3 separate regions of the Homo sapiens genome follow, and all the other regions are linked to region 2. A link is an interaction called in ENCODE POLR2A ChIA-PET data of the cell type or tissue named here. Cell type or tissue: Panc1. All regions are shown on one strand. Links, peaks and the distances in the headings refer to the core of each region. The heading gives the core; the rest is flanking DNA.

Evidence for each region. ChIA-PET counts read pairs that join two places held together with the same protein. Peaks named below come from ENCODE experiments on the same cell type or tissue, not always from the same donor. Only the 100,000 strongest peaks of a DNase experiment are listed, where the experiment ranks them.
Region 1: POLR2A ChIA-PET joins it to region 2 with 10 read pairs; 3 of 35 experiments call an interaction of 5 or more read pairs at or near these places.
Region 3: POLR2A ChIA-PET joins it to region 2 with 5 read pairs; 5 of 35 experiments call an interaction of 5 or more read pairs at or near these places.

What each region holds. Positions count from the first base shown.
Region 1 is chr10:114,924,978-114,930,259 of GRCh38, reverse strand. No RefSeq gene overlaps it. Among named protein-coding and RNA genes, the nearest start is that of TRUB1, 11 kb to the left of the region's middle. In Panc1, for the core only: no CTCF peak of the experiment used is centred there; a DNase peak (open chromatin) is centred at 4,232.
Region 2 is chr10:114,710,179-114,718,256 of GRCh38, reverse strand. It overlaps a transcript of ABLIM1 not described here. Among named protein-coding and RNA genes, the nearest start is that of ABLIM1, 56 kb to the right of the region's middle. RefSeq lists an enhancer at 5,994-6,493. In Panc1, for the core only: no CTCF peak of the experiment used is centred there; DNase peaks (open chromatin) are centred at 3,636 and 3,954; H3K4me3 peaks cover 2,500 bases; H3K27ac peaks cover 2,500 bases.
Region 3 is chr10:114,645,925-114,651,206 of GRCh38, reverse strand. All of the region lies in intron 1 of ABLIM1 (actin binding LIM protein 1), which reads left to right. Among named protein-coding and RNA genes, the nearest start is that of ABLIM1, 9.7 kb to the left of the region's middle. In Panc1, for the core only: no CTCF peak of the experiment used is centred there; no DNase peak of the experiment used is centred there; H3K4me3 peaks cover 325 bases; H3K27ac peaks cover 2,500 bases.

The DNA.
Region 1 (5,282 bases), core at 2,783-5,282, 210 kb before region 2:
TGTAGGAAAAATTACATGGAATATTCACTGGGAAAGGATGCTGTTTAATGGATTAATGTCACTCAAAAGAGATTTTTGGTGTCGTGTAACAGGGCAGCATCTGGGGCCCTGTTCTGACCAAAAATTTAAGTATCATCGACTTGGATGAAGTTATAGAAAGTATGTTTACATCATTTACCATTGACAAGAAGCTAGGAAAAAAGAGTAAGCACATTTGAGAACAGAAAGACCTTCCAGAATGGTAAATTCTGAGCACTTAGCATATGTCAGCCATGGTGATTAGCACAACTCATTTAACCCACATGCAACTGAATTTTTACAGAAATGGACCATTAGGCCCTCACATGTGAATGCTAAAAAATAATTTTCAAGATCAGGTCATAGAAAATATAGGTTAGAGTCAACCTATATGAAAAGTCTTGAGGATTTCAGTCTAGAATGAGCCTTACATGAGTGCAATATAAGCTTTGTGTGAATATAAAATGGCCACCAGAACAGCGAATGTGATCTTGACAGCAATAACAGACTCATCGTGTCTAGAATGAGGGCATTGTTATCAGGTCCTGATAACATAACATGGCTGACTCTCTGCAACAGTTCATATTCCAGGTCTTTTTCTGTCTCAAAGACGCCATGTCCTCTGCTTTTGTTAAAAAAGCAATCTTGGCTGGGCATGGTGGCTCAAGCCTGTAATCCCAGCACTTTGGAAGGCTGAGGTGGGAGGATCACGAGGTCAGGAGTTCGAGACCAGCCTGGCCAACACAGTGAAACCCTGTCTCTACTAAAAATACACAAAAATTAGCTGGGCGTGGTGGCAGGCACCTGTAATCCCAGATACTCGGGAGGCTGAGGCAGGGGAATTGCTTGAACCCAGTGTGGAGGCTGTAGTGAGCCGAGATCGTGCCATTGCACTCCAACCTGAGCAACAGGTTGAGACTCCGTCTCAAAAAAAAAATTAATATTAGTGATTTCAACATAATATTAACACCTGATAATCATTTGATGTGTCACTCCTCTAGGGGTATTTGCATTTTTGCCGAGGAATCCAGAAGACAGTGGCCTGGATTAGGAAGGGCAGACACTTGTGGACATGGAGACACTCTGATGCTTGCCGAATCACACCATGCTCAACCTACATTTTCTTGACAGTTTCTTCCATTAAGCTATACCAGTACCTCTTTATGGCATTGTCAACCCATGTCCATTCGAATAAATTACTGTTCCTATCTCAGCTGACTCATTTGGCAGCAAAAACTAGTCCACCTGCCAGTGCATTTGCTGGCTCACACAACCCTCTCTATCAAAAAGTATATAGCACATTTTCACATTAATAAGCAAAAAGAGACAGCATGTCCTCTCTCCCTCAACTTAGGAGTTTGGAGTAAGACAAATGTGAACATTTTAAAGGGCAAAGAGGTGGAAATGAGGGAACAGGATGCAGAGGCCTGGGAGGATGAAGATATTTTACAATATATAAAAATACGAGTACTAGAATTTTTTCCTTTTTAGTCCATAAAGAAATCCCTATAATTACTCCTGAGCCCTCAGAACATTCATTCTTGGGGCATAATTGATTCTCTACAATGTACAGAATGTTATACAGGGACATTCAGGGCATTTAATAAAGCCTCAAATTAAATGGATATATACAATTACAAATATTGAATTTTTATTAAATTACATTAATATAAATATTTATAATATAACATTAAATATGTGTGATTATATATGTTGGATACATTACAAATACAATAGAACAGACTACTCTGGAGTTGGTCGAATGTTGTCTTTAATGCTGCCAAAATAACACAGTAGTTATGACTGTTTTTATGTTATTTAACATTCATTTGTATAACAAACGTTTATTATGCAATTGCTCAGTAATGGACACGTGAGATAACTTTCATATTGAGTACTGCTGCAAACAGAGGCATTCTTATAAACAGTTTGGAGAAGTGCTATCAGTATCTGTTCTTAAGTAGGCTCTGAGGATTTGGAATATTTAAAACCATTTTATATTCACATTTCGAAGATAAGGAGCAAATTGTCTTCCTTGATTAATCTACACTATCATAGGTTGGGGAAATGTCCTTCTGTGACTTCAGTTTTCTTTAAACATTTAATAATATTCTCCACTTGAGGAAGGGTTTAAGGCCGGCTTCAGAGACAGAGGTGATGGATGTCTCCCATTACCAGGTTGAATGAAAAGCCTCTTATTTAGCATTGTCTATGCTTAGAGGCGAACCGAGGAAGAAGGCTTTACCCTCTGTCATTTTTTATCTCAAAACTGAAAGCTTCAACCTTTCCTATTACTACTTAATTGAATTTAGAAAATCGTGATCTTCTTTTTAAATATTTTACAGGCTTTTAAATGTAAAATTGATGGGGGCGGGGGTGCTGGCTGGAGAAGGTTTGGATATGTTCCTTCTAATCTGTGATTTGGTATCTATTCCACAATTTAAGAAACATCTGAATGTTTTGGCCAAGTTAGAAAATAAAAATGTGTTCTCAGCCTTGGAGCCAAGGCATATCTGCCTAAGTGTCTTGATCTTTATGGTTAGCTTTAAGTAGAGAAAAATATTTTAAAAAGCAAATCTTGATTACCAACCCCAAAATTACTTTTTACTCTTCACATTGGATTGCAGATTATTACTCTATGAACTTCATAATAGGAAACTCAAGAATAAGTTCTGACCTACACTCACATCCTATGTCCACAATACACGTTATTTTCTGACTTCTTTTCTATTCTACTGTCGTACTTTTCAACAGCACTAATTAACCATGAACACCTGATCCTTTATTGCCCCAGAAATAAAATTTACTTCTACTTTATGGAGTTTCTAAAGGGAAAGAAAACAATACTTTCCTAGTTCATTTAAGACCACACTCAAAACTCAGTGTTGCTGGGGTTTGATCTGTTTCTTAATCTGTACCACGGGAACTTAAAGTTCATATCTGGTTTGTGATTGGTCATGACATCTCAGTCAGTAGCTGAACTGATTTATTTTATCCTGTTCTGCTAAAGGGTATATCTCACCTAACAAATTTATCTTTGATAACCAAGAACTATTCCAGGGGGGACAACTCGCTCTTTCTCTCTCTCTCTCTCTCTCTCTCTCTCTCTCTCTCTCTCTCCCCCTCCCCCCCTCCCTCCCCCCTCTCTCTCCCTCCCCCCTCTCTCTCCCTCCCCCCTCTCTCTCCCTCTCTCTCTTTCCTCCTCCCATCATATATATATATATATATTTATATATATGAGGAGAAAGAAAGAGGTGGCATGGTGCAAAAGCGATACCCATGCAGTAAAAACTGTACTTCAAATATCCACACAATCATTCTGTTTTTCAATTTTAGTACAGTGTTCAATAAATTACATGAGATAGTCAACATTTTATGATGAAATAGGCTTTGTGTTAGATGGCTTTTGCCCAACTGTAAGCTAATGTAAGTGTTCTGAGCACATTTAAGGTAGGCTAGGCTAATCTATGGTGCTCAGTAAATTAGGCATATTAAATGCATTTTTGACTTATGATCTTTTCAATTTATGATGGATTTACTGGGAAACAACCCCATCATAAGTCAAGGAGCATTTGTATGTAGTTTTTAGAATAATATTAATATCCTGCTGTCGATATTACATAATAAATATTCCACATTTTATGAGAAAGCTGGGATACCTATAGAATCCACAAAGCTACCAGTCTATACAATTCATCAAACAGAAGGGCAAGCTCATATATAAAATTTTAGTCTTGATCCATTTCAAAGTTTATAGCCAGTCTGTTGTATTAAGCACATATTCATATCTAACATTTACATATTTCATGGGCATACATTTTATTTTCTGATTACAATGAAGGCACATGTAATTCACACTCCAGCATATAACAGATAGGGATGCCAGGCAAGCATTTTTAGACATGGTGTCATTTTGTTGAGAGATATCTTCTTTTCTGATAAACAGCTTTGAAAGCAGCCATATAGCCTTTGCTTTTCTTCATCTCCTCCACCTTGCAGAGTTTGTCAGTACACCTTTATAACCTGCTGGAAGAGAATTATAACCTGCAGTGTGACTTTGCCAGCCATTAATCTTCCTCCCATTTTAGGGGTCTGAGAGAAGAAATCCCTAGAGCATGTTTTCCCCTGGCCTCTGAGTCATCCTGTTAGTTTCTTTAGTCATAGATAAAAGAGCAGTCTTGTGGCCCAGAGTTGCTGGTCTCTGGGGACAGGGCCAGCCCGCAACTGCAGATTTTTCCATGGTTTCACATTTGTCACCAACCAGCAGAAAATCAACCCTATCAACTCCAGTTAAGGTGTCACTGTAGGCAGAAGATGTTTTCACAGCCAGGACACGGCTGTGAAAATAAGGAAATGACACATGCAATTGAAATCTTAAATATATTATCATTCAGGTTCTGGAGGAAGAATTCTGTTAAAAGCTTTCATAAAATAACATTTTCTGCCAGCAGCAGCATTTTATCATCAGTTGCAATAACTAACTCCTTAAATGCATGACTTCCCTTAGAAGTCATGAATAAGCCAATTCTGATTCCTGGGTACATAAATTGTCCAGGATGTCTCTTCCAAGTACCAAATTATACCTCTATATTCTGCCCAGAGAAGAGCCCTGAGAGAATCTTTTCGCTGTGTATTATTCCCTGACATACTCCACTGTGGTAGGGTAAAGGACACAACTCTGGGTTAATGTCGTGTGTAAATTACACCACTCAAAACTGTCTTCAACGTCTGTCGTTCAGTCTCATGATCAAAATTACTGGAAGGTGCACCAATGTGTCCACATTTCTTTTTTCACTGAGAAATATAAATTAACACTCAGGAAACATTTTTATCTCAGGGGTCACTGGTCACTGATTGGTCCATTCAATGTTCATCAAACACCTCTTGAAAACAGAGCCTTTGTTTCACGTTCCATGCTAAAGAAGTTCTGGGGCAAATATACTTCCTAGAGCTCACAAGAACAATAGTAGCTGGCCCAGGAAAGGGAAATTATCTATTCTGGGAATCCTAGTGGTATCACTGGAAAATCATATTGACAATTTATTAACATTATTTAAATGTTACATATTTATATAAACTAGTGCTTCACAAACTACTTGTGGAAAAGGACAAGTTTTAAAAAATGCCCAATCTATTGTACACTCATACTTTTATAAAACACAATGAAAATGAACTACTAAAAATATTAAACTAAAAAAAAAAAAAAGAAGCTGGGCACAGTGGTGGCTCACATTTGTAATCCCAGCACTTTGGAAGGCAGAGGC
Region 2 (8,078 bases), core at 2,577-5,076:
TACATACTTATTTTTCCACCATCTAGTTAGTTACCTGCCATTTTTAATATTACAGAATCCTAGCTTAAAGAGGCATTAGTGCCTGCCTTTCTTTCTTTTTCTTTTTTTCTCTTTCTTTCTTTCTTTTCTTTCTTTTTCTTTCTTTCTTTTTCTTTTTCTTTTCCTTCCTTCCTTCCTTCCTTCCTTTCTTCCTTTCTTTCTTTCTTTCTTTCTCTTTCTCTTTCTCCTTCCTTCCTTCCTTCCTTCCTTCCTTCCTTCCTTCCTTTCTTTCTTTCTTTCTCTTTCCCTTCTTTCTCTCTTTCCCCCTCCCCTCCCCTCCCCTTCCCCCCCTTCTCTCCTCTCCTTTTGACAGGGTCTTTCTCTGTCACCCAGGCTGGAGTGCCATGATGCAACATGGCTGATGGCAGCCTCAACCTCCCAGGCTTAAGCGATCCTCCTGCCTCAGCCTCTTGAGTAGCTGGGACTATAGGTGTGCACCACCATGCCTGACTATTTTTTATTTTTTGTAGAGACAGGGTTTTGCCATGTTACCCAGGCTGATCTTGAACTCCTGGGCTCACGTGATCCACCCGCTTCAGCCTCCCAAAGTGCTGGGATTACAGGCATGAGCCACTGTGCCCTGCTGATCATCTATTTCAATGAGTACTTTCACCTATTTACTTATTTGGAGGCAGTTTTGTCCCCTCAGGGGACATTTGACAATGACTGAAGATGTTTTTATCACAACTGGGAGAGGGGTGCTACTGGCATCTACTAGGTAGAGGCCCAGGGATGTTGCTAAAGACCCTACAATGTGCATGATAGCACCCCAAAACAAGATATTATCCAGCCCCAAATGTCAAAAGTGCTGCAATTGAAGAATCCTAGCTGACAGGTTAGTCCAGTGTTCTCCCTACATGATTTCAGTCTTATTGTTTTTGTATTTGGGTGATAGACAGGAATGACCACAAGTAATTTATTATAATGCTGAAATATTTCCTAAGACCATAGACTTTCCGTCCAGCTGTAAGATTCTCAGAATTTCTTCCCACGAGTAGAAGCAAAGACATCAGCACAGAGCAGTTCACTTGCTCCTAAAAAATGATAATGGTAAAATTACTTCACTGGTGAATCATTCACAGAGGAGGCCTGTCTTATTTGCTGTAGGTTCCCCAGCCCCAGGCAGTACTAGGGGCTCAGTAGACATTGGTTGAATGAATGAATGAATGAATGAATGAGATACCATGATGCTTTGGCATCAGTGGGATGGACTTAGGGCAGTGATCTGAGCAGAAATTTGGCACACATGTACACTTGACTTTATGGTAAATATAAGTTCCATGTCAGCTCTGTGTTCATGTGGCAGCTCTCATTAATGGAGCTAACTGTTTCTCCTGTGTTTTCCTGCTCTTCTGCTTTTTTTTTTTTTTTTTTTAACAGTTCCAGGCAGTGCAAGCAATTATAGTAAAATTTATACATAATTGGCATCTGCAGAAGCAGCTAGCATGAACTCAATATTGAAGACCTGCACGAAACCTCTCAAGTAGAGTGTTGTTTGTTCTTGGAGTTTTAAAGGACTCACTTTTGCCTCAGATTCCCAAATCTTTGGTGGTATTATTTAGACCAGATGATTCTAACTTGAAAAGTGTACTGATCTTAACAGTTAGCATGTGTGTTCAGATGAAGTATATCAAGTGGAAGAAAACTTACTACCCTTAAGAAAACATCCGTTGTAAGTTCAGGAGATAGTGGTCCCCACATAAGACAAATCAGAGGAAAAGTTCTACCTTAACACTCGTTTTCTTTTTTTTCTCTTTGAGGCTGTGGGGAGGGGTGTGTGTGTGTGTGTGTGTGTGTGTGTGTGTGTTTCTCTCTACCAATTTGAGAACACTAACTGTGAAAAACTCTTATACCTCTCATGCATCTACCTACCTTACTTAGCTAATATAGCAGAAGAGTGGCAACCAGAGCTGCAGAAACACTGGCCGCAAAAGATAGAATTTTCCTTATATGGAGGAACATGCCAGATGATGACAAAAGCTTCTGTATTTTCTCCACTTCTTATTGGATAGTTACTTCCCTGGCCTGGAGGACTCCAGATCATTGTCTGAGACATATAATGTCAGCTCTTGGGATGGGTGGAAAGTGTGTTTCTCAGAGTGCCAGAGAGATTTCCTTCCCTATTCTCACAATACCATTTTGTGGAAACACTTGATTGTTTGGGTTAGCAAATAGCGGGAGAAGGTAGAGACAGACAGAATTTCTGCGACCTGGATCCCTACGATGGCCTAGTGGAATCTGATTGTGCTGACCTGTGTCCCTAACTCTTAGGACAAATGTCTAGGGCAGTGTATAACATGTTGATGTTTTTTAGGTTTATTTCTGTGTATACTTCTAGTAACATTTTCCTTATGCAAATGAAATAATTCTTGCAAATGGAAGTATAATCTTTGATTGCAAATGAAAAATCAGTGTTCAGAAGAAATTTTTTTTTAGATATATGTACTTCAATTTTTAACTTTCAATAGCCAAACGCTCTATGTATTAAGTATATTGCTGTATGTTTCTTATGAAAAGGAAAAGTCACGGTGAGGGCTGAGGTCAGGAAGAACGTTGTTGACCTCTTTGAACTGCTTGCTGGTTCCCTCTGCACCTTCTTTTCCTTGGCGACCTGACTTTGTGTGTGAGCAGCCAGGCAGTTTTACCCACTGTGCCAAGGGAGGGTAATCTGAGCTGCAACGTTAGCCTGGATCGCTTATCAGGGAGGAGGCATTTTTAGGAAATACGTGTCTTTTAAGAAGTGTAATTTGTTTTTGTTTGGTTTCACTAAATGGGTTCTTACTAAGGAAAGAGCAGGAGATTCCCAAACTTCCAGGCTTGTTCTTTTCTAGCAACTGATTTTACTTGGAAAGAATTGAAGGAAGGGGCTCGGATACTGATCTTTGGTGTGTTTGTAAAAATTAATGGTGTTTGGCTAGCTAATTAGGAGGAAAGGGTAACATTCTCTAAGCAGAGCAACTAAGATGACTGGAATTTTCATTCTTGGCTCGCTCTTTTAATTCCTTTGGCCCTTAGCCTGTCTGGGAAATCTTTTTGCCTTTTTTCCCTGCATCAAAGAAGAAACTCTGTACTTACATGAAAGTTAGTGAGTTTATTAAGGATAATATTATATTAAAAATGAGTAACTTTTCAGCCTATTGAAATTTTAGATGTACTTTCTGCTTTGATTTGGGGGTTTTACTTTTCTTCCTTTTATTTTTCTTTCCTTCTCTCCTTCTTCCTTTGAGAGTGCTTAGAAGTTGACATTGGAGTCACTCTTGCCTTCATGGCATAATAGGGAGATGGAATGGGACAAGGGAGAGAAGAAGGGAGACAGAGAGGGATAATCAGAAGTTGATTTTTTAAAAAAATAACAATCCCTCGTCTAGATATATTATAAGAATATATGTAGGGTCAATTTCTTTACTTCTTGTTACAGCAACTGCATAATTGTCTTCTAAAGGCTTTCTCTTAGTTTTCTGAATCTGTAGTTTATATACCATAATCTGCTATTGACTTCCGTGCAGCCTGCTTGAAACCAAGCCAAACCAACCCTTCTGAGTGTATGTATCATCCCAAGGTAAACAAACGGCATTTTGCATTCCTCTGTGGAGTTTGCCTGCTCCGGTTACAGGCTGAAGAATAGCACAGCATTGGTAGCACATGGATATTGGACACATCCAGCTCTGATGTGGGAATCTGTTGGTAACCTCAGTCACAATGGCATCACATGCCCAGAGTTCCCAAATCTTTCTCAAGTGCGGCTTTCAACTTAAGATGTCAGGATCACTGGCTTCTTTCAGCGCTGCTTGTTGACAGCCTCTTTTTAAATGGCTGTGTTTGGCTGGTGACCCAGGAGTGCCATGGCTGAAAAAGCTCTACACTCCATGTCCATAGACCTGTGCTCTGCTCTCAATTTGATTAGCTGCCTGATCTGCAGCAGGTCACTTAACCTCTGTGAACTTTAGTTTTCTCATCTGTAAAATGAGATGTTCAGTCTGAGGTCCCCAATGGATGATTTCATGACCTAAATGAAGTTAATTAAAAAACCAGCTCCAGCCTTGCGATTAATAAACAGGAAGAGAAGGCATTCAATTCCAGGCTAAACAACATAGAAGGGCCACTTCAGACAGTGTTCTTTTGGGAAGGATGTTCTACAAAGTAAAATATTTGGGAGGACTGATTATTTTCATGGCTGTTTCTCTCTAGGTATTTCTGGGAGATGATTTTTCAAGTCCAGGTTGGTGTGTAGACCCTGTGAATTCAACACCTTCCCAGTACAGAATGCAGTTAACACAGACAGGGTTGGAGTCAGCTTCCCGTTTTTGTCTCACTTGGTTCCCTCTTCGTTGCCATTCAATCTGTTGTGTAAATTTTTTGAGTGAGGAGGCACGATGTTCTCTACAACTGTGATATTTAGCTCTTACTATTGTTTGCATTTAGAGAAAGATGTATGTGAATTCCTCACTGTTTTTATTATTCTGTAACCGAAAGGAGTGAAGTGTTCTTTAAGGCTGCCTCCTGATGGGAAACAATCCTACTGAATGAAATTGGCTGATTGAAATGGGGAGCAGCCCGTAACTCCCTGAAAGTTCTTTAGTGCTACTAAAAAAAGACCAACACAAATGAAAATGTTATGCTTTCTCTAAGTAAATACCAGTGGTAGGAAATGGTAGGTTAGAAGCCTTTTTATTCCCTTCACTGGGTAAGAAAAACACTGAGGGATAGCTTCCGGACTATCCCTGTTTTTGATTTTCCCTTTCTCTTCATCTTGCACTTGGTTTTGATTTCTCTGGGTTGTATAGTTTATTGTTGGATCTTACTACTGTGAACTTAAAAACTATGCTATTTGCCACCCCAGCTCCACTGTCTCTTAGGGACATAGCTCCCCTTAAATGCAAGGATTTTATGAGAAGTGGGATCTTTGCCATTCCATTTATCCTGGTTCCAGAGCAAAGACCTCCCTCCTGCTCTTCTGCTTCCTTGGTAAATAACCCATGTGCTCTAGGAAGAGGACAATACAGTAGCAATTGAATTCCTTCTTCCCAGGCATTTTCTCATACCAGGATAATGTCTCTTTAGCTGCTCCTCTCTTCCTTGTTAAATCATGAACCACGTATCAACATATTCTGCCCAGCTATGTTATAGAAATAACCGGGCAAGAATATGTATATTCTTTCCTTTTTTTAAGAGACAGGGTCTTGCTCTGTCTGTCAGGCTGGAGTATAGTAGTATGATCATAGCTACTGCAACTTTGAACTCCTGGGCTCAAGGGATCCTCCCATCTTGTCCTCCTGAGTAGCTAGGACTACATGTGTGAGCCACTGTGCCTGGCCATGAAGATGCGTGTTTCATTAATGGATGGAGCTCTAAGTCGGGGCAATCCATTGCCCTACGGTTTTATTTGTAATCAATAAGAAGTAATTATAGAAAATCATTGACAGTTTTGCTGAGCAGGTTCAACATTACTTGAAGAAACTCCAAATATTCCCGTGTCATAGATCATTTTGTACCAGAGTTGTTCTATATACCACTGAAAGTTTTCACTAGTAGCCTCAGACTGTCATCTAATTCTTCCATCCACTTAGCAGGCATGTCTCACAATATGGTGACAACGAAGAGGAAAACCAAACCAAGAAAGCCAGCATGGCTTCGGGGAGCTGGGTAAATAGGAGGTGACCTTGGATAAATACAGCTAATGTAACTGAGGGTAGCCCATAATAGGCTGTTGTCTTTTTTGTTCCTAAATTTCTTCTTATGCATTTATTATGTTGGCTTGAAAACCATCTTTTATCTCTATATTGTAATTTTCAGGTCTTATGAAGGAACTACTATGGCTTTTAATTATAGCATTCATGTACTTTTTTTTTTTTTTTTTTTTTTTTCGAGACGGAGTCTCGCTCTGTCACCCAGGCTGGAGTGCAGTGGCGTGATCTCGGCTCATTGCAGCCCCTGCCTCCCGGGTTCAAGTGATTCTCCTGCCTCAGCCTCACGAGTAGCTAGGATTACAGGTGCCCACCACCATGCCTGGCTAATTTTTGTATTTTCAGTAGAGATCAGGTTTCACCATGTTGGCCAGACTGGTCTTGAACTCCAGACCTCAAATGATCCAACCACCTTGGCCTCCCAACGTGCTGGGATTACAGGTGTGAGTCACCGAGCCCAGCCATTAATGTACTTTGTAATGAAAATCTTTTCCCTGTCACCCTGGAGACCCCCAGGCAGGATATGCTGAATATTTTCCACATGCTCCTCCGATTCCATTCTCCACCCTTTGCCCTGCTGTGCTCCTAGAGACTAACCCCGATGGCTACAGCAACGGCTCCCTTGACTTCTGCTTCAAGTTGGGCCCAGTTGGTGCGGGGGGCACTTAGCAGGATATCTGAGGGTGGGAGGAGAGTGTGGTTGGGGTATTTATTCCCTGGACTCCTTCTCTACCAGGTCACTGTTGGTTGTCTGTCTATGAAAGGCCACAGGTCCTGACAAGCCCCCCTCCCTCTCCACTCAGCTACTCACTTCAGGTTCTAGCATCGACTCCACCCCTTGCCTCTTTAGGCCTAGGGGTAAGCAACAGCTCCCCACTGTTGCTGGCTCAGGGTAGTGCATGCCCCTTGTGGGTTTACCTGAACCCTGACCACACCTTTGTAAATATCCCCTTTGTTAAACCTTTTTCAAGTTCTCCAGTTTGATTGTAACATCTGTCACCTGCCAAGACTCTGGCTGATATGCAGGTTTAGCGTGGGGGCTGGCACGCCTGGTGTTAGAGTGGTGTCTGTGACTGTGAGATTTGGGTCTATCATAAGCTTTACAGTTGGCTTCTCAATGGTCTTAACACTGTCACCATGGAAACTGAACATCAAAAGACAAGGGAAGGTTATGGATGAAGAGGCTCTGAGACATACCCAGTACCCTATAAAAGCCATTGTATAGCAACAGGAGGGCTCTTGGTAAGTTGAAGTGGGATGACTGCAGACAAATGGCAAAAGAAAATGATGCAAACCCCTAGTGAAACACAATTTCTAATGGGAGCCTGGAAAGCAGAAGCCATTCCGTTCCTTACGTGTAACAACCAGAAATAAGATGACTTTTGCTACTTTTGTTCTTGTGATTGATAGGGGAAAACATAGATCTTCAGACAGAAACAGAAGACATACAGGGACAACAGATTCTTCAAAAGAGTAGGAATATCCTGAACATTGTCCTAGTCATGGAGTGGCCTTCTTAGGCCCACATATAAACCGGCATGAGCTTATAGGTCATCTTTGAGTGGAACCCATCAGATGTCTTTGGGATTTTGGAATGCGTGAGGGATAAGCAAATGCTCCAAAGCCTTGCCTTTTCTACTGATCGAATGGAACACAAATACTTAGTGTGCAAATATGGTCCCTTGTGTTTCTTTCTGGAAAGCCAAAATATGTGTTCTGTGAAGATTGCTTTATTTTATTTTTATTTATTTTTTGAGACACAGTGGGCTCTGTCGCCCAGGCTGGAGTGCAGTGGCACCATCATGGCTCATTGCAGCCTTGACCTCCTGTGCTCAAGCAATCCTCCCACCCCAGCTCCCAAGTAGCTGGGACTACAAGTGCAAGCCACTAAGCCTGTTTAATTTTTATGTTTTTAGTAGAGATGGGTGATATGGTTTGGCTGCGTTCCCACCCAAATCTCATCTTGAATTGTAGCTCCCATAATTTGCACATGTTGTGGGAGGAACCTGGTGGGAGATAATTTAATATGGGGATGGTTTCTCCCATACTGTTCTCGTGGTAGTGAATAAGTCTCATGAGATCTGATGGTTTTATAAGGGGTTTCCCCTTTTGCTTGTCTCTCATTCTGTCTTGCCTGCCACCATGTAAGATATCCCTTGCTTTTCTGCCATGATTGTGAGGCTTCCCTAGCCCTATCGAACTGTGAGTCAATTAAACCTCTTTCCTTTAAAATTACCCAATTTTGGGTATGTCTTTATTAGCAGTGTGAGAACAGATTAATACAATGGGATTTCACCATGTTGCCGAGGCTGGTAAAGATTGCACTGTAATACAATTCTGATAGTTGCCAAAGCC
Region 3 (5,282 bases), core at 2,783-5,282, 67 kb after region 2:
TAAATGAATGAGTGAATGTTCGCAGAAATCAAATCACTATGTTCGAAGAATACAATTCGGCATTAAATTGTCCCCCTGCCTTCAAGTAGCTGAGGCCAGGAGAAGCTGCAAAGCAAACTGGTTGCAAATTCAGGGTTATGGGGTCAGACCTCGCTGCCAAGTTCAAAGTCCAGCTCTGCTCTTTGCAGTTCTGTGACCTGGGCAAGTGACTTAATATGTCCGAGCCTTAGTTTTCTCGTATATAAAATGTGGATAATACTACCCACATTGCAGCGGTATTATGAGCCCTAAGAGAAAATACGTATTTTAGAAATGCTGGCATTTAGTTGGAGCTCGATAAATACTTCCCCCTCTTCTTCTCACCCAAATGTGTGAGAAGTTGAATAATTGTCTAGATAACAAATACAATTAGTTTTCAAAGGAAAGAAATATCACTGAAGGGAAAGAGAAAGTAGGATTTGCGATTTGAGCTGTAAAATAGATATGATTTACCCAAAATACGAGTAAAAGGAAAATAGCCCAATGATCTGAGAGTGGAAAGAAAAAGGTAGAAGTAAGACACTTTTCACCTAGTTCCACTGGCTGAATCTACTTGGTCCAGCTTTTTTTTTGTTTTATTGATGGTTGCTTTTTGTTTTGTTTATTTTATTTTTAGTCCTAGGAATGTGGGCAAGTAACTATTTTCACATGAAATGTTCCCATGTAAATTACTTCCTTGAGTGAGTAAATATGCTGCAATGCCCCATTCGTTTTAATTAAATGTACTTAAAAACTAATCTTATTTAAAGTCAGAGGGTAAAGCAGTCTGTTTAAGTTTATTGTTTGGCATTGTTTTAATCCAGGCTTTAAACAAATTTGAATCTTACTAAGAGTGGCTTACTTTCAAAGAAATCCCTGATTTCCCATCCTTTGATCCTAATGATTCTGGGGCATGACCCAGTGCTGATTATTATGGATGGACTCCTGTTAACTTGGCAAATCAGCCATGGACCTGTGACGGCCATGGGTACAAGACAAAGCTGCTAACAGAAAGGGAATATGGATTGTGTGGAGGCTGGGCACAGTGGCTCACGCCTGTAATCCCAGCACTTTGGGAGGCCGAGATGGGTGAATCACGAGGTCAGGAGGTCGAGACCAGCCTGGCCAACATAGTGAAACCCCGTCTCTACTAAAAAATACAAAAATTAGCCTGGCATGGTGGTGGGCGCCTGTAGTCCCAGCTACTCAGGAGGCTGAGGCTGGGAAATTGCTTGAACCTGGGAGGCAGAGGTTGCAGTGAGCCGAGATAGCACTACTGCACTCCAGCCTGGACAACAAAGTGAGACTTTGTCTCAAAAAAAAAAAGAAAAAAAAGAGGGGGGATATGGATTGTGTGTTACTCATTGGGGTGGACAGGTGGCCAGCACAGGCTTGATTTGTCTATGGACTACAAGACGAAGGCTACCAGTAGGAAGGTAATATAAGGTGAATACGTGGTCAGCAGATGGGTGATTCTGTCCCTGGGGTGGAAGATGAAGGCTGCCAACAGGAAGGAAGCATAGTCTGTGTGCTGTTTGTTAGGGCGTGTAGAGGTAGCCAGCAGGAAGATTCCTTTCTCAATCTCAGAAAGCAGCACACCCAGAATACACTAGAGAAACCCTTTGCAGAATCAGGATTTAAGTATGTCAGGATTTTAGATAGACTATGATATGATATGCACGAGGATTCTAGATATTTCTCAAAGGTAGAAATAAACCTTTGATATCAACACCTTTATTTATTTATTTATTTATTTATTTATTTATTTATTTATTTATTTATTTATTTTGACAGAGTCTTGCTCTGTCACCCAGGCTGGAGCACACTGGTGTGATCTTGGCTCACTGCAGCCTCTGCCTCCCGGGTTCCAGCGATTCTCTGTGCCTCCGCCTTCTGGGTGGCTAGGATTACAGGCATGCACCACCATGCCTGGCTAATATTTTTGTATTTTTAGTAGAGATGGGGTTTCACCATGTTGGCCAAAGCTGGTCTTGAACTCCTGACCTCAAATGACCTGCCCGCCTCGGCCTCCCAAAGCACTGGGGTTATAGGTGTGAGCCACCGTGCCCAGCCAACACCTTACTTTTGTAGGAAGTAAGAGACTGAGGTCCAGAGAAGTAAATGACTTTCCTAAGGTCTATGGTATAATCAGAGGGTAGTGTTAGATTAAGACCCTAGCTCTCCTCTCTCCCTGTTTGATATTACATGAGAAGACCAAAGGATTATTAATTTTTTTTTTTAAGTTCAGTTGGAGATTCAGCTCGGGTGAAACTTTCCTGTGGAGTCTCTCCAGACCTCTCCTCTTTTGGGCTCTGCTGTGTACCACACAAATGCCCATCCAAGCACCTCTATGCTTGGCTATTTGTATCTGTTTGTTTGCGTGTCTCCCTACCAGGTAGTAAGTGCCTTAGTGGCAGGACAGTTGTTTCCGTGGTTTCTTCAGACTATAACGCAGTGCTTGGTAAGTAAAGGTACTTCATACATTTTAAAATGGAGATGTAATGTAGTACACCATAACATTCACCACTTTAACATTTACGAGCCTGTGCATTTTAGTAGAACCACGAAGTTGTGCAACCATCCCACTATCTAATTCCAGAGCATTTTTATCAGCCCAGAAAGAAACCTTGTGCCCGTTAGAAAACATCCCTGATGACTCACATTCCTCAGCTGCTGGCAACGACTTATCTCCTTTAGGTGTTTGTGGGTTTTCCTATTCCAGACATTTCATCTGATTGGAATCATGTAACCTGTGATTTTTGTGTCTAGCTTCTTTTACTTAGTATAATGTTTTTAAGGCTCATCGAGGCGGTAGCATTTATCAATACCGTATTCCTTCTTATGGCTGAATAGTATCCCATTGTAGGGATATATCACATTTTCTTTATCTTTTCGTCAGCCGATGGTCATTTGTGTTGTTCCTGCTTTCTGGCTATTATGAATAATGCTGCTATGAACACTTGTTACATGTTTTTGTGTGAACGTGTTTTCAGTCCCCTTGGGTATATACCGAGGAGTGGAAATCCTGGGTCATACGATAATTCTCTGTTTAACTTTTTGAGAAACTGTCAAACCGTTTTCTACAGTGGCTATACCATTTTACATTCCCACCACTTAATACAATTTCAAATTAAATTAAAGCTATTCCCTCAAAGTGAAATAACCAGTTTTCCCATATGTACACAAATCCTATATGTACATTCTATTTACATCCTATATCTTAATCTTCAAAACTGCTTTTATCTTTACAACATAAAGGTCTGCAAACATTATATAAAGAAAGGTAGGGCCTTTACTTTGAGAAATCATTTAGCTGGCTTGTAAATTCACTTTCTGTAAGTGACTTACTGTGGCCCCCCAAGTTTTGTTTGTTTGCTGTTTAGAAGTCTTTCCTCATCCAAGTTCTGTGGCCATAGATAACAACCAAAATTAATCAGAGGACATCAGAGACATTATGACTCACAGAGCCCAGAAAAATCTAGCTCACAAAGGTTTGTCTGCAGCCCAAGTGGAGAGGGAGAATTCTCATGCCATAGAGTAGGATCTCCTGGGATAAAGATGAGCTGGGGAAGAAAAGTCAAATAGCTAGGGCCACAGCTAGCGCTCAGCCAGCTCCCTTTCTGTCCATCATGACCTGGATCATTTTGTAAGGTCATTTTTGACATCACTAGAATATTCTGGGGTGTTTAATATTTGCTGTCCTTGTGGGACAATTCCCAGTTCTGTTTCATATTGGTCTTTTCCCTGAAGTGCTATCATGTGATTCTAGTGTGTAGCTGGATATGTTCTGTTATCCTTTCCTTGGGCTCTTTTCCCTAAAGGGCACAGACTCTATCTTCACTTGGTAGCCAGTGGCATTATAGGGGCAGTGGCTACTTAATAACTGCCTAGGCTGGGCACGGTGGCTCACGCCTGTAATCTCAGTACTTTGGGAGGCCGAGGCAGGCGGATCACCTGAGGTCAGCAGTTCAAGACCAGTCTGGCCCAACATGGTGAAACCCTGTCCCTGCTAAAAATACAAAAAAATGAGCTGGGCATGGTGGTACACACCTGTAATCCCAACTACTTGGGAGGCTGAGGCACAATAATTGCTTGAACCCAGGAGGCAGGGGTTGCAGTGAGCCAAGATCGTGCCACTGCACTCCAGCCTGGGTGACAGAGTGAGACCCTGTCTCAAAAATAAATAAATAAATATTAATTAATTTATTAATTAATTTAAAAAACTGTCTAATCTTTGAGGTCACCAATTGGTCCAGTGCTATCCATGATGGGAATACTAAGTGAAGTTAATTGTTTAGTAATACTTCAACTGAACTTGATTTCACATAGATCGTGGTTCAATTGGTCTATTTTAAGAGTTTAAAGAAGATGCAAACAGGATCCAACACATTTCCTGGTTAACTTCTATATCTACATACCAAGAGTGATCCAGTTCATTTTTCTATATGTGGCAGCAGCTGCTGAAAAGATGTTGAGCCCAGCCAACCTCCTGTAACTCCTCCTGTAGTCGTGAGGACCACATTAGACTTGAAGCTCACCTTATCTCTCTTGCTGAGCGGCAAGCATTCCTTCCTTTGAATCTTCATACCGTTTGGTCGGTATCTCTGATTCCAATCCCTTTCTGCCTTGTTTTAGAGTTATTTAGGTCCTTGTGCTGTTTGGTCTACTTAGATGTAAGGTTGTTGAGGGCTTAGTTTAGGTATCTTTGATCTCTATACCACTTGTGGCTCCTTGAAGGTGATACTTCGCATATTGCAGATGCTCAGTAAATATTGTTAGCCTCATTAATGGGTCAACATTCATTTGTTTCTCTTCATTTTTTCCTTTGATTTTTGCCCACCTAGTTCTCAATTGTGGATGCTATGGCTGAATGCTCATCTTGTGGCTTAGTTGCTTTTTTTCCTGTGTGCAAATTTAATGGCCAATGAAGCATATTGGTAAATGCTCAGTGCTCTTAGTATACGTTATTCAGGAAGAGGAAATATTGTGTAATCCAGATCCAAAACCAAGAAGAATTTAAGTTCTAAATATTTTCCTTCCTGTCCACCCTCTAATCTCCTCCAAATCCCAACAAATACAATACATATGCGGAGTGTTTTCATCTTGCTAGAGATAGTGAGAGAAAGGAAAGGAAGAGACCTACCTTCTGTATCTCTTTCGAATGTACAGCCAACTTGGCATATGGCATGTAGTACTAGCACAATCTTTGGTTGAATTGTAGCAATATGCAGCTGTTTAAAATGGTAAAAAGAGAGCCCATGTAA